Linked DNA regions of Homo sapiens: region 1 is linked to region 2. Evidence: read pairs that join two places in POLR2A ChIA-PET (ENCODE). Cell type or tissue: OCI-LY7. All regions are shown on one strand. Each heading gives the region's core, and the rest is flanking DNA. Links, peaks and the distances in the headings are about the cores only.

Evidence for each region. Peaks named below come from ENCODE experiments on the same cell type or tissue, not always from the same donor. Only the 100,000 strongest peaks of a DNase experiment are listed, where the experiment ranks them.
Region 1: POLR2A ChIA-PET joins it to region 2 with 7 read pairs; 2 of 35 experiments call an interaction of 5 or more read pairs at or near these places.

Annotation. Positions count from the first base shown.
Region 1 is chr6:89,786,124-89,793,755 of GRCh38, forward strand. MDN1 (midasin AAA ATPase 1) reads right to left here. Exons shown (of 102, transcript NM_014611.3): 6 at 4,036-4,278; 7 at 3,657-3,788; 8 at 1,731-1,834. Among named protein-coding and RNA genes, the nearest start is that of MDN1, 30 kb to the right of the region's middle. In OCI-LY7, for the core only: no CTCF peak of the experiment used is centred there; no DNase peak of the experiment used is centred there.
Region 2 is chr6:89,360,016-89,367,647 of GRCh38, forward strand. It overlaps RRAGD (Ras related GTP binding D), which reads right to left. Exons shown (of 7, transcript NM_021244.5): 7 at 4,601-7,632. Among named protein-coding and RNA genes, the nearest start is that of UBE2J1, 11 kb to the left of the region's middle. In OCI-LY7, for the core only: no CTCF peak of the experiment used is centred there; a DNase peak (open chromatin) is centred at 4,776; H3K27ac peaks cover 1,672 bases.

The sequences.
Region 1 (7,632 bases), core at 1,149-5,148, 420 kb after region 2:
TGGTGCGTGCCTGTAGTCCCAGATACCTGGGAGACTGAGGCACGAGAATCGCTTGAACCCGGGAGGCAGAGGTTGCAGTGAGCCAAATCATGCCACTGCACTCCAGCTTGGATGACAGAGTGAGACTCGGTCTCAAAAAAAATTAATTAAATAAAATAAAAAATCAAGGTCTATCAAAACTAACAGTGCCAGGTACAGTGGCTCATGCCTGTCATTCCAACACTTAGGAGGCCACAGTGGGAGGACTGCTCGAGTCCAGGAGTTCAAGACCAACCTGGGCAATGCAGCAAGATTCCATCTCTAAAATAATAATAATAATAAAAAAAATTTGTTTTTAGCCAGGCATGGTGGTGTACCCCTGTAGTCCTAGCTACTCAAGAGGCTGAGGCAGGAGGATCACTTGAGCCCAGGAGTTTGTGGTTACAGTAAGCTACGATCAAGCCACTGCATTCCAGCCTGGGTACAAAGCAAAACACTGTCTCTAAAAAATAAATAAATGTTTAAAACAAAAGTAACAGGATTGGGCCGGGCACGGTGGCTCACGCCTGTAATCCCAGCACATCAGGAGGCCAAGGCGGAGGATCATGAGGTCAGGAGATCAAGACCAGCCTGGCCAACATGGTGAAACCCCGTCTCTACTAAAAATACAAAAATTAGCCCGTGTGGTGGCAGGTGCCTGTAATCCCAGCTACCTGGCAGGCTGAGGTAGGAGAATCGCTTGAACCCAGGAGGTGGAGGTTGCAGTGAGCCAAGATCACACCACTGCACTCCAGCCTGGGTGACAGAATGAGACTCCATCTCAAAAAAAAAAAAAAAAAAAAAAAGTAACAGGGTCAGCTGGGCACAGTGGCATGTGCCTGTAGTCTCAGCTACTTGGGAGGCTGTGCTGGGAAGACTGCTTGAGTACAGAAGTTCAAGACCAGCTTGGGCAACACAGTGAGACCCCATTTCAAGAAAAAAAAAAAAAGAGTAATTGGGTCTAGGGAGGTATTCCTTGAATACTATCGGGTTAGCTCCACACTCCATGCAGAAGTCAATGTTAACTGAGGTAAACACTAATATAATCATTAACTATAGAATGATGTTAGTTTCACTCATGGGCATTTAAAGACATTGAAGAAGCTGTGCAGGTATAGACTAGCAGTAAGAAATAAACCACTGCCTTCAGGTAATTTTAAAATGTAGGCAGGAATATATACTAAGCACGCTCAGTTTTTGTGCCTTTGTTCATGCTTATATCCAATTAATTTTTCAATTGCCTGAAATCTACCTATCATTATCACCATCATGGCTAGCCATTAACTGGGCATTTATTGTGACAGGTCTTTAGTACAAGTCATTTCACTTATTCTTTACAGCCACCATTTGAAGAAGGTATTATTAACCCCATCATAACCAGCCAAGGTATACATAGGTACTAAGTAGCAGTGTCAGGACTCAAACCCTGGGCTATCTAACAATAACCTCACCTCTGATTATTTTTTAAAACATGAAATAAGGTGAAGTGTTTTAAACTGGTTACTTATTTTTAAGTCGGGGGGGGGACCTCTTATTTTATAAATTATCTTCATTAAAAATAATCAGGAATGAGAAGGTTAGACCTGTTATCACTTCCAACTAACCTTGCTTGAAGTAGACCCAGAGAACTCTATTACAGGACCTCTGGCTCAGCATGCAGACTTACGAGTAAGTGGCTCCAGAGTGAAAACAGAAAGGTTACTAGTACATACCTCCTGGTTGCAAAAAACTGAAATCCAGGTGCCACTTTCAGACAGTCACCTCGGCCAGGAATCAAGAGCTCTCCATTCTCCAAGAGAGGGATCAGCACAGAAACCTAAATCAGATAACAACAACCGCACTGATAAAGTAAAGCTATTAAGACAGAAATAATCAAAACAAAACAACCCTCTCTCAAAATGACAGACACACCCTTAAAGGAAACGTCAGCTCTCATAGTCCAAACTGGGGTCAGTATGCAGGTGGGAACGTCTGAATCACCTACACTCCAGCACAATTTACACACTCGACATTCACGAGTGCCTCCTGTGGATCACAACCAAGCAAGACACAAGAATACAGACAGGACCAAGGCTTTAGAGCCTAGAGGCTGATGGGAGAGGGCAGGCATGCAAATTCCCACACAGCATAATCAGTGTACCCCAGGAGTATACAAAGTCATATATAAAGATACAGGGGGTTCTGAATCAGGATAGAATGATTTAGAAGCAGGGCAGTGAAGTCTTCCCAGAGGTAGTGACATTTGCTAAACCTTAAAGAAGAATGAGCAGAAATTAACCAGGTTTGGTGAAACAGAAATGGTACATACACTTCAGGCAGAAGTATGCAAGTGTATTTTTAAAAAACTGATAAACCTAAAAGCCATGGCACAAGAATTCTGTTATGTGTAGGGTAGAATGTGCAGTAAGAAGCAGCAGAAAGATGTAAGGCTTAGAGGTAAGTAATAAAAGGCCTCCTGTGCTGAGCTAAGGGCTTTGAACTTTTTCATAAGAGTTATCGAGAGGCTTTTAGGCTGAGAAGAAAAGAAATAATTCCATTTTTTATTTTAGAAAATCAACTGTGTAGCAATTTGGAAAGGAGCTAGACTAGAGGAAAAACGGCCAAAAAGGACACTATTCAGGTAACAAAGGCAAGAGAGATAGGTAGACAAAATAAGCCAGTGCTAAGACAATGGGATAAGAACAGAATAAAGAGGTAAGGAAGGCCGGGCGCGGTGGCTCACGCCTGTAATCCCAGCACTTTGGGAGGCTGAGGCAGGCAGATCACGAGGTCAGGAGTTCGTGACCAGCCTGGCCAACATGGTGAAACCCCGTCTCTACTAAAAATACAAAAATTAGCCGGCCATGGTGGCACATGCCTGTAATCCCAGCTACTCAGGAGGCTGAGGCAGGAGAATTGCTGGAGCCCGGGAGACGGAGGCTGCAGTGAGCCGAGATCGTGCTACTGCACTCCAGCCGGGTCAACAGAGCAAGACTCTGTCTCACAAAAAAAAAAAAGAAAAAGAAAATTAAAACCAATCTCGGGAAAACTCTGTCCAAAGGAAGAATATTTCATCCTGCAATACATTTTTTGTCACTTTTCAGAATACAAAGGCAACATGGATTGTCTCAATGGCTAATTTCTTACACACAGAAGTGGTCTTTTTACAAACCAAAATACAAATCCAGCATATTTTTCTTAACTAAACAAAGGCAAGCACACTCTTATTACATCATCTCCTCCTTCACCTGTCCTCAGCCCACTCCTCTGTAGCTGCCACCACTAAGAAGCAGGATCTCAAAGTTCTCAATGTACATGTAACATGGCTGAGATGTTCCAAACCAGACCTGTTCTTGGAAAATGTTGATCTCATATTCAATTAAGGGAGGAAAATACTACTATGAAACTGGTCACATATTCAACTACTATAGGAAACAGCACAACCAAAATTTTATAGAAAATCTCTATCAAACAAGAAACCAGTCAAGTAATTCAGGACCGCAAATCAGATCAGGTAAGTAACCATGAAGTACCTGCAACATAGTACGTCTAATCAAATACATTTTTGTTTAAATCATCACCAGAATCACTATTAACAAAATGCTTTTCCAAGACAGGAAAATATATTAAGGGACAATGAATTTCCTGAGATGACATACCACGTCTAAGGGGGCATAGTCAATATCCTCCAGAAGGATCCAGTGGCCCATTGTGGCTGCCTGTGTCAGGGTGCCAGGCTGCCACACAAACTCTCCAGGAACATCTGTGCAGCGATACATCCCCAAAAGCATCTGCAGAAAGAAGATAAAGTAATTACTGAAAAACCATACCTGTAGTGGCAATGCTACATCCTTTGATTAACTGTTAATCTTCTATAGGTAGGTGTAAGTAAGTAGGCACTTGAGGTTTACATAGGTTGGCCCCAACAGTTATAAGCAAGACCAATAACTATTGTTATATTCCCTTAGCAAAAGCAATATTTTAATGCAAATATTTACAAGCATGACAAGCCACCAAAACTTAACATTTCCTTATTACCTTACTGTCAGTCTGATCTCCAAGCTGGACTTTGAGAAGCTGAGGAGGCTTTGTTCTACCTGTCACTGCAGCTAAATATTCAACTAAGGAAGTTTTGCCACATCCTATTGGTCCTTCCAACAACACAGCATTCTGAGAAGCAACCGCCATAGCCAGGGTCTGAAGACTTTTGCAGACAGACTCAACCAGCACATAAGACCTAAGGGCCAGCTCCTGTTCACGTGAAGAACTCCTATTACCACCCTAAAGAGGCAAGACAAAAGCCATGTCAAGAAGAGTTCTTCCCCCAAGGAACCGAAGTTAATTTCCACAGTAAGCCTTCTACTAACCTTACACAAACCTCTGTAAGTAAATTAGTAGTACCAAAACTATAATAACAACAGGTATGTCATCTAAAGATCTCATGGGCATTGTGGCCCATGCCCATAGTCTCAGCTACTGGAAGTGCTGAGGTGGCAGTATCATTTCATCCCAGGAGTTCAAGGATAGTAAGCCATGATCACACCACTGCACTCCAGCCTGGGTGACACAGAGACCCCGACTCTAGAAAAATAAATAAATTTTTAAAAATAAAGCAAAGGGCCAGGTGTGGTGGCTCAAGCCTGTAATACCAGCACTTTGTGAAGCCAAGGCAGGTGGATCACCTGAAGTCAGGAGTTCGAGACCAGCCTGGCCAACGTGGTGAAACACCATCTCTACTGAAATTACAAAAACATTAGCTGGACATGGTGGCATATGCCTGTAATCCCAGCTACTCGGGAAGCTAAGGCTGAAGAATCACTTGAACCCAGAAGGCGGAGGTTGCAGTGGGCCAAGATCGTGCCACTGCACTCCAGCTGGGCAACAAGAGTGAAACTCCGCCTCAAAATAAATAAATAAATAAAAATAAAAATAAAGCAAGGATCTGATTTTTTTTTCTTTCCATTTTTATTGGGGGTGAGGGATGGTGGGGGTATTCCATGGGAAGTAGGGAATCAGAATTTGTTGGCAAATGTAAGAAAATCTTCCAAAGTTTAAGTAGCCAAAAAAGCTGATGCACAAAGGTAGGGAAGAGCAAACCTCATCTATTACTGTTGGATTTTTCTTTTATTCCTTTCCCCATATTCTAGGATTTCCCATCTAAGATCACAAATATACACAATACATTTAGAAGACAATCAGGGAAATATGGACACTGAGAGGATATCTTATGTTGTAATTTTTTTTTAGGTATAATAACAATAGCAGGGATTTTTAAAGTTTGCCTCCTTTAGAGATATATACTGAAATATTTTCATATAAAATACTATGATGCCTGGTATTTGCTTCTAAGTAATATAATGTGAGGTAGTCATGCAGAAATATAAATGAAATGTAATTGATAATTATTGAATACCCAGGTCTATCAGGTCCATGGGTATTCACTATACCATTCTTTCTACTTTGGAATATGTGCGACATTTTCTGTAACAAAAAGTAAAAAAGAATATTAAAACACACCCAGTAAGTTTAATGAGAAAGAATTTCAGCTTTGTAAGACAAAAACATTCTCAGTCAGATGTGGTGGCTTACACCTGTAATCCCAGCACTTTGGGAGGCTGAGGAGGGAGGATGGCTTGAGGTTAAGAGTTCAAGACTAGGCTGGGCAACATAGTGAGACTCTGTCTCTACAAAAAATGTGAACTAACGTGTAAAGTAAAAAATGTTAACATGGTAAATGTTGTATCAAAACTTTTAATTTTTTTTTTTTTTTTTTTTTTGAGACAGAGTCTCACTCTGGAGTGCAGTGGCACGATCTCGGCTCACTGAAAGCTCCGCCTCCCGGGTTCAAGCCATTCTCCTGCCTCAGCCTCCCGAGTAGCTGGGACTACAGGTGCCTGCCACCAAGCCCGGCTAATTTTTTTGTATTTTTAGTAGAGACGGGGTTTCACCATGTTAGCCAGGATGGTCTCGATCTCCTGACCTCGTGATCTGCCCGCCTCGGCCTCCCAAAGTGCTGGGATTACAAGCGTGAGCCACTGCGCCTGGCCTTAAATGTGTTTAATAATAACAATGCATCCAATATACATGGGGGAAAAGGGGAATGATTTATAACCTTAAAGGGGTAGTAAGTTCTCAAATATGGCTGGTTCCCTAAAAATACGTGAGGATTAAATGAGAAATTCAGAGCTGGAAGCTCTTGAACTTTCCTCAGGGTTGTCCTCTCATAAATTTAGCAGGCAGGCTGCACCGCAACTCTACCCTGCGCTTTGGCCCCAGGGTCCCCACTGCTAAACAACAGCAGGTCCATTCTAACCAGAATCCTTCCCTATGTTAAAATCCTAATGCCCTAAACATAATCTAGGTTGGGATACTGGTTACAGGATACGTGGGGGGTAAAGAGGGAGGAGGGAAGGGGACGGGTCTTCACAACTAGAAAAAAACACAAAGAGCTTTGGAAGTACTGGGTGTTTGGTGTTATTTATATGAAGTTTATGAATAATCACTGACTACACTTATGACAATGTGCATTTTCCTATATGTATATTACATTTTAATTTTTTTTTTTTTTTACTACTACTGACCAGAACCCAACTGATGGGTTCAAGAAATGACCCAGAACTTATTCCAAGAAGAAAAGTGGGTGGCCTGGGTGTAGTGGCTCACGCTGAGGCAGGGGGTCACGAGGTCAGGCATTCGAGACCAGGCTGGCCAACATAGTGAAATTCCGTCTCTACTAAAAATACAAAAAATTAGCCAGGCATGGTGGCAGGCACCTGTAATCCCAGCTACTCAGGAGGCTGAGGCAGAAGAATCACTTGAACCTGGGAGGGGGGAGGTTGCAGTGAGCCGAGGTTCTGCCACTGCACTTGCACTACAGCCTGACCATCAGACAAAGTGACAACTGACTGAAGACTGCTATGGAAAAAGAGACTGGCTCCCACTAGTGCCAGACTTATGATCTGCAAGCCTGTTCAAGTATGGTCTCAAGCCATTCGTGGAAAGAAGCTTGTTGCATATGGGAGAGAGGAAGTTCACTAGATACTGGACTCTCTACAATGAGATAGTTCTGAAAGAAGAGGCTGCTGGGAGTCATCTCTAGACCTAGGCCTGTCTTTGCCACAGAGCAGTCCAAGGGTCTCCAGCAAGTAATTCTGCCTTTGAATTACATCAACATAGGATCGTAACATGTGCTACAGAACTTCACACAGTTTTTGCAGCAAGCAAACAAGAAGATATACGGAACAGCTCCGCGCAAGTTAAAGGCATCACACAGGAACCATTAGTTTCTAATTTCATATTAAACAGGGACAGGCTGGGTGCAGTGGCTCACGCCTGTAATCCCAACACTTTGGGAGACTGAGGTGGCATGATCCCTTGAGTCCAGGAGTTCCAGATCAGCACAGACAACATAGTGAGACCCCGTCTCTACAATTTAAAAAATTAACAAAAAATAAAAACAAGAACAGTGGGAATATCAGGGGAAAAGCCCAAGATGAATTTCTTTTTAACTTCCAAAAATGAAGCAGCAATTTAACAAACTAAATTTAGCTCACACCTGGTACATAGAACCCAGCCAAAGACAGAGCACACTCAGTGTTTAGTAGGGGGAAGGGGACACACCCCCTACTGATACCA
Region 2 (7,632 bases), core at 2,648-6,647:
AGCACAAAAGGGCAAACTCATGGATTCTTTTTTTTTTTTTTTTTTTTTTTGAGACGGAGTCTCGCTCTGTTGCCCAGGCTGGCGCCCAGTGGCGCGATCTCGGCTCACTGCAACCTCTGCTTCCCGGGTTCAAGCGAATCTCCTGCCTCAACCTCCTGAGTAGCTGGGATTATAGGTGCGTGCCACCACTCCTGGCTAATTTTTGTATTTTTAGTAGAGACGGGGTTTCACCATGTTGGTCAGGCTGGTCTTGAACTCCTGACTTTGTGATCCACCCGCCTCGGCCTCCCAAAGTGCTAGGATTACAGGCATGAACCACCACACCCAGCCAAACTCATGGATTCTTGATAACGGATAAGACCAATGTCATCTGAATTAACAAAGGACCCCTTAGGAGTCAGACATGAGCTCATGAGTCACTAAACTCCATGTAACGCTATCATATTATAGTCAAGGATAGAGTCTGTAATAAAAATGATCCTCTCAGGCCTACAACCCCATCAACCCTTCACCCGTAATACAACCCAGCATACAAAAATACCCAAGGATGGCAGTGAAAAGAAAAACCACTTTAGTAAACACTAGAAGGCCATGATCAAATGAAAGAAAAATTCAGGAACTTACTCAGAATTTCCCATTTGTTAAGATCTCTTAATTAACAGAGAAGGAAAAGATTTTAGGTTGGAAAGAAAATCCTTAGATATTTCTGATGTGGCCAATGGGTTCATTCTAACACTACTTTACAAACCACAGGTTGTGACTCATTAGTGGATTGTGAGATCTTTTTAAAAAAAGCAAATGAAAGAGAAAATACCAGAATGCATTGCATGTAGAGAGGATATAACTTGGTAAGTTTTTTTTAGTAACATTTGTATGAGTGTGTGATAGTTTGCAATGTGAACTGTATTTATTGTGGCTCACAATAACAAGTTTAAAATTGATTTCATAAAGGTGAACTACAGTTCTGTCCCAGGGCAATTTTATCTAGCGTTCAAACATGGCTTCAGGCATGAGTTCACATGGACGTTCTACTTTTTAAAGATGGTTTAGTTTTTCAAGATTGAATATGAGAACCACACTTCATCTCAGCTTTAACTGCTAAATCATTTATTGAAACCATAAATGTAATATTCTACAAAGAAAAGACTATTGACTTGTAAATATTTGTTGCACTGTTCTAACAATATTGTTTTGGATTTTTTTTTAAATCCTGGAATTAAGTTGTTTCTTGGAATAATATGATACTTCAAATTGGTATCTTAAAATCATGAACGAGACTACTAGAGCTTATATTTTCACTTTCCCAGGACTATTGCAAAATACTGATGATACAACTGAAATAAGATCACTGCCTGAACTTAACTGTAATTTATGATAAAAGTAGGTCTTTTGAGGACCTCTAGGACAAGTATGACACATTTTAAAATCACCCAGCCTTTCAAAATTCTGAATGATGTGAAAGAGTTTTGCATTTACCATCAGATTTTTCTCACATATTCTACTGTTCCTGATGACATGTTAAGAGAATATAAACATTCTTAGGCGACACTCTTATAAATAGTTCCCTGGTACGAACAGATTGAAAAGGGTAGAAAAGTAAAATAAACTTTTGTTTGTTTGTTTGTTGAGATGGAGTCTCGCACTGTCGCCTGGGCTGGAGTGCAATGGTGCGATATTGGCTCACTGCAACCTCTGCCTCCTGGGCTCACACGATTCTCCCGCCTCACCCTCCTGAGTAGCTGGGATTACAGGCGCACACCACCACACTGGGCTAATTTTGTGTATTTTTAGTAGAGACAGGGTTTCACTATGTTGGCCAGGATGGTCTTGAACTCCTGACCTCATGGTCCGCCCACCTCAGCCTCCCAAAGTGCTGGGATTACAGATGTGAGCCACCGCGCCCGGCCAAATAAACTTTTTATTAAATCCAATTCTGGAAGTGATATTGATGTCATACATGTATTAAGCTGGAAAAGTATGAATATTAAAATAACATTTAAAACTTCCTACTTTTAAGATAATTCACCTCTTAATTACAAGGAAAAGCACTACATGTCAATAAACATTTCGAATTTACAGCCTACTTCTTCTATTTAGTCTTACATTAAATTAATAGTAAATATAGCTATTGATCTATTGGTTGAACAACTCAATTTCTTGGATGCTAGTTATTATCCATGGTCTCTGCTGCGCACAGTGGTAAAGTCCTACACAACTGCAGTTCTAAAAACTGACATCTATAAGGACCTATCAAAAATTAGTTTATTTTTCATTATTTTTAGATATTAAAATCCTTTCATCTCCAGTATCTGCCTTTTAGCCATTTCTCTAGCACAGAGTCTGGAATATAATTGGAACCCTATAAATATCTGTTGGATAAAAGAACATTGTTAATTTCCCTCAGAAAGTCACACCATCATAGGAGATTTAGCAATCATTATTGACAAAAGAATCAAAACTCATGGCTCCTTTTATTTACCCCACACTCTTTTGGTCATGCTTGTCCTCAACACATTGAGGGAGAATAAACCAAGTCCGGAGATGCAGCAAGGCCAGGGAGCAGGGTCTTGTGAACTCTGCTAAGGAGTTTGGGCTGATATCTAGGAGTCATGGAGAGCTTCAGACCTGGAGGGTGTTAAGCAAGGAAGCTTAAGAAGGTCAGGAAGCAAGGAAGGTCAGAATTGTGGTGGTTGAGAGAGGCCACTCGGGGTCTGTATGAAGGATGGATGGATGGATGGATGGATGGATGGATGGATGGATGGATGGATGGATGGATGAATGGGGTAGAGAGACACTGGTTAAATAGCTACTGAAAGGTCCGATGCAGTTGCTCATGTCTATAATCCAAGCACTTTGGGAGCCCAAGATGGGAGGATCACTTGAGCCCAGGAGTTTGAGACCAGCCTGGGCAACATAGCGACATTCCATCTCTACAAAAAAACAAACAAAAATTAGCCAGGTGTGGTGGTGCACACCTGTAGTCCTAGCTACTTGGGAGGCTGAAGCAGGAGAATCACTTGGGCCTAGGAGTTTGAGGTTATGGTATGCTGGGATCATGCCACTGCACTCCAGCATGGGCAACATAATGAGACTGTCTCTCAAAAAAAAAAAAAAAATACTGAAATCCAAGTAAAAAGGAGATGGTGGTCTAAACCAAGATAATGGCAGAGGAGATGGAGAGAACAGATTCAATAGACCTTTGTAAGGCTGAGCTGAAAGAACCGAGTGACTGACTGCAGGTGAACAGGAGGGGAGGGAAGAGTCAAGAATGAGGCCCAAGTGTCTGGCAGAAGCACAGGGAGGAAAGTCACACCATCATAGGTGATTTAGCAAGAAGGAAGCCAATTTTAGACATATTAGATTTGAGGCTTTTCACCTATAGAAGATTCTAGCAAAAGCATGCTAGTTGCAATTTAAGATATAGATCTGAAGGTCAAAAAAGAATTAGGATGGAAATATACCTTTTTGGATTTTATTCCAGATCAGTATTTTATTTTTTTTACATATATTGAAATCTCAAGGTAAAAAGTTGAATACAGTTAAGACCAAAGGCTTATTCTTAGATTTCTGAGCTTGAAATATACTATTGCCTATTAGAAAACCAAATGGCTATAAAAGGTATTTATATTTTCTTTAGATATTTAGACACTTAATACCATCTTCAGCATTAGAGTTATTTAATGGGTTAGGAATAAAAATGCATGATCTTTGACTTTCTTCTCTGGGTGAAGTACATTTAGAAGACTGCTCCTATTGGTTCTATAAATATGCCAGGGGAGCTCATGTAAGAATAGGTACTTCTCAATATGCCAGCATTCATGCCCATGTAGTAATTAGTAGTTTAGGTGGATAAACTCCAATGTATCTGGTGGGCTCTGACACACTCTCCTGAATACCGCCCTCCTTTTGCATCCTCAAATGGCATGGCACACCCCATAGTCTTAGTCCACCAGACAAATCCTCTAAGTGCCCCTCTTCATATTTGTGAAAGGAAGGTATTTTTTTTAAAACATTTGGTGAAGCTGCTTATAGTTGTAGTTGGGAAAGTGGGCTTACTAGCTATATGATCTTGAGCAAGTTATTATTTCATCTTTTTGACCTTGGTTGCCTCATCTGAAAAATAGAAATGGTAACAGTACTTACCTCTTGGATTTATGAATTTTAGTTATGCAAAAGTACTTCAGAGCAGTGCCTGCGGCATATTGTGTGTACTCAATCAGTATCTGTTATTACTAAATACTTCTGTTGAAGACAAAATTTTCTTTCTCTTAAGCTCAACATCACTACTGATGGAAAATCTTGGAAATAATTATTTCAGATCAGGTTTTCCAACCAGGAACAGGATTTCATATTTGAGATATAACATCTAATGCTAGCCCCTCTCTGAGAACTCCTAGGGGATCTGAAAAAGGTCATTGTAGGATGGAATCTTACTAAGCAAAGTTAAGAATGATAAGGTAAACTGTTAGGAAAAGGATTTCCATATGACTAGGGGATTAGGGCCACAGCAGCAAGAGTTAATATCTGAAGTTTACTGAAGTAACAGTTCTACAGCCCTAACTGGCATGTACCCATCAAAAATGTGGAGATGTAAGAGAGTTTAAAAATAAAAGCATAAATTAAATTTAAGTAGTGAGATTTATCATCATTTCCATAAAATGAGAGCTGGTTAATCAGGACAAATAAATTTTACCAAATGGATGTAACAGGGCCAATGAAACAGTGACATACATGTATGGTAAGCAACCTCAGAAACAGGAAAGGCTGTACTTCCTTTTCACCAAAGAGACAATTCTGCTCCCAGAAAGCTTAGCTATGAATACACTTGAAATGAGAGCTTTACCAAAGCATGAACCTAGGACACATGCTTTTAAATTGGCAGTTAACATTCTTGAAAGCAATGGCTTAACAATGGTTATTAAGTGATGTACTGCTTAAAGTAAAACATGGACTATACCTGATTACAAATTACATCCAGTCTGTACAAGTTGAATACATACCATACTTTAATAACCAAGACAATTCAGCTGTTTTTCCAGAGTATATTTCAAACAGAGTTGGCATATAACCCGTATGTAACAATATTGCTGTGATTTTAGTCATATTTAAGGGTCCAAAATATGTTCACAAAAGAACAGTTTGTGAATGTCAACCAGTTTTTGCTTTATATTCCTTCAAAAACATTCCACCCTGGTCATTCACACTAATCTACATCACTGAAAATAACCAAAATAATTCACAGTCTCACCTCTATGTAAAAATTCTAATTGACTCAACAGGGAAAGGACTGCCCTGCTCCTTTTGAGGAAGGAAACCTGCAAGGCAAGTTCTCAATCCCTAAAACCAAGCAAAAATGTTCCAGTGCAGTTGCTGTAGCCATGTATTTAGGATTTGTATTTATAGAATTAAATTTGAGAATGAAACATGGCCATACACATCGCAATAAGCTGCCTCTCATATCAAAAATACAATGCAAAATGACTTGAAGACATTTCCAATAACACAGATTTGAAAAACTGAACGCTTAGACATAACTCCTGCATCTTTCTTTAATTAAGAAGTCATTGCCACACTTACAAAGTTAGAGGCAGTAATCTATATTAGCGTGTGATTAATCAAAGAGTACACTTACTACCATGAACTTGGGCCCTATGTCATAGAATTATTTTTGCCTTTCCCCCAAAGAATCATTTGCTCTTGAAGTAATAGGCTTTTTAAGGCACATTTTAACAAAAACCCATCATATACCCAGCTTAAACATGGAAGCTCCAACCTGGTTATAGTAATAAATATACCTAAGTAATGTGTGATTTACCAAATAGGCTAGTGTCTCTAGCTTGAGGATAAAGTCATATTAGAAAACTGATTCTTCATTTGCTTATTCAAAGTGAAACAACATGTAAAAAATATTAGAGAATTAGATTTATAACAATAACCCCTAAGTGTCAGGTCTGTTGGCAAAGGTCCAACAGGATATAGCTCTGGAAATCAGGGAGCCCTGGGCTCCTAACCATCCAGGTTTCGGAGTAGGAATCATGAGGAAAGGAGTTAGGGCACCTTAATTATTTTTAGAAATCTCCTTTCAAAATGCACAGAACCTTGGGAGGCTCAAACCTTAAACACCAACCAGATATCATCTTAAATTCAGTTACCAGCTTCAAAGAAACAGGACTTGGGGAGAGGAAGGAGAGAGGTTGGAAAGAAGCCACAGAGAGAAGTGGGAAAGTTTAGGCTGGGCACAGTAGCTCAGGCCTGTAATCTCAGCATTTGAGGAGGCCAAGGCAGGAGGATTGCTTGGGGCCAGGAGTTTGAGACCATCTTGGGCAACACAGTGAGATCCTGTCTCTACAAAAACAAAATTTAAGAATTAGCCGGGCGTGGTTGTGCACACCTGTAGTTCTAGCTACTAGGGAGGCTGAGGTGGAAGGATCCCTTGAGCCCAAGAGGTAACAGTGAGCTATGATTGTACCAATGTATTCCAGCACAAGCAACAGAATGAGGCCCCCCTCTAAAAAAAAAAAAAAAAAAAGTTTCAAGTATAAGTTGCTTTAGGGACTTTATATATTTTGCTAGGACCAACTTTGATGTTCTTAGGAGGCTCTGCTTTAAAAAAAAAAAAATCTCATTTTCTAATGCCCCACAAGCATGCCTTAGGGTGCTAACCCTTGAGATGCACGTAAAATTATCTACTTGGAATGATTTGGCATAGGGGTAGATTTAGGACTCTTAATTTCCTGTTAGTCTAAAGTAAACATAAGTGAAATAATTTCACAGAAACAATTACACAGCTAATTGTAATGTCTCTCCAGCCATCCTTTTCCCACTGACCTTTAGGGGTCTTCAGGATGACTCTTCAGCCTTGCAGAGCATGCTGGTGGCAGGCTGAGCTTGGCTTAATCATAAGGTGGGAACAAGTGGAGTACATGAGGCATGTTATCACCAGTGAGAAGGAGATGTGGAGGTGACAAAAGTGACTAACAGGATTGAGCTCCATGGTGGGGTTCTGCGATTTGTTCTATTCACTATGGTCATGGAGCAATAAAGAACTGGTCCTGAATAAGCATTTTAAATGCAGCACACCAGACCATCGCACAGGGCCAAAAGTCCAGAATTGTATCTATGTTTTTTAGTCTGCAGTTGCCAATCACATACTTTTGGAACAACTTTAGGCCTCTGATGTTACTTTAGCCCTGGGTGGTAGGTACAGAAAAGCCTCCAGAAACCCTACAATTCAGTGACATTCTTACTTCTCTCCAGTGTTCGGCACCATTTTGGAAATCTGGTCCCAAAGTTTCAAAAGAATACTAATGCAACAAAAAGAAATAACCTCTCTGTATAAAGTGATTATAGAGATGTGTGTTGAGGTAAACAGCTTCATAAAAACCGTTGAGCAGGGAAGCACAGCCACTGCTATAGAAATTTTTAGGTAAGTCTGGTGCTAGCATTATTCTACAAAACTGTTTACACCCATTATAAATAGGGGACAGTTCTTATTGCTCCTGGAGCTTGTAGCTCCAATCTGTTCCAGCTCCACTGAAAAATGATTTTTCTCAACAATTGGTAGCAAAGATTTCCAAATTTACAAAAAGTCATTACCAATGCATCACTTTTTGATTAATTTCTGATTGCCAT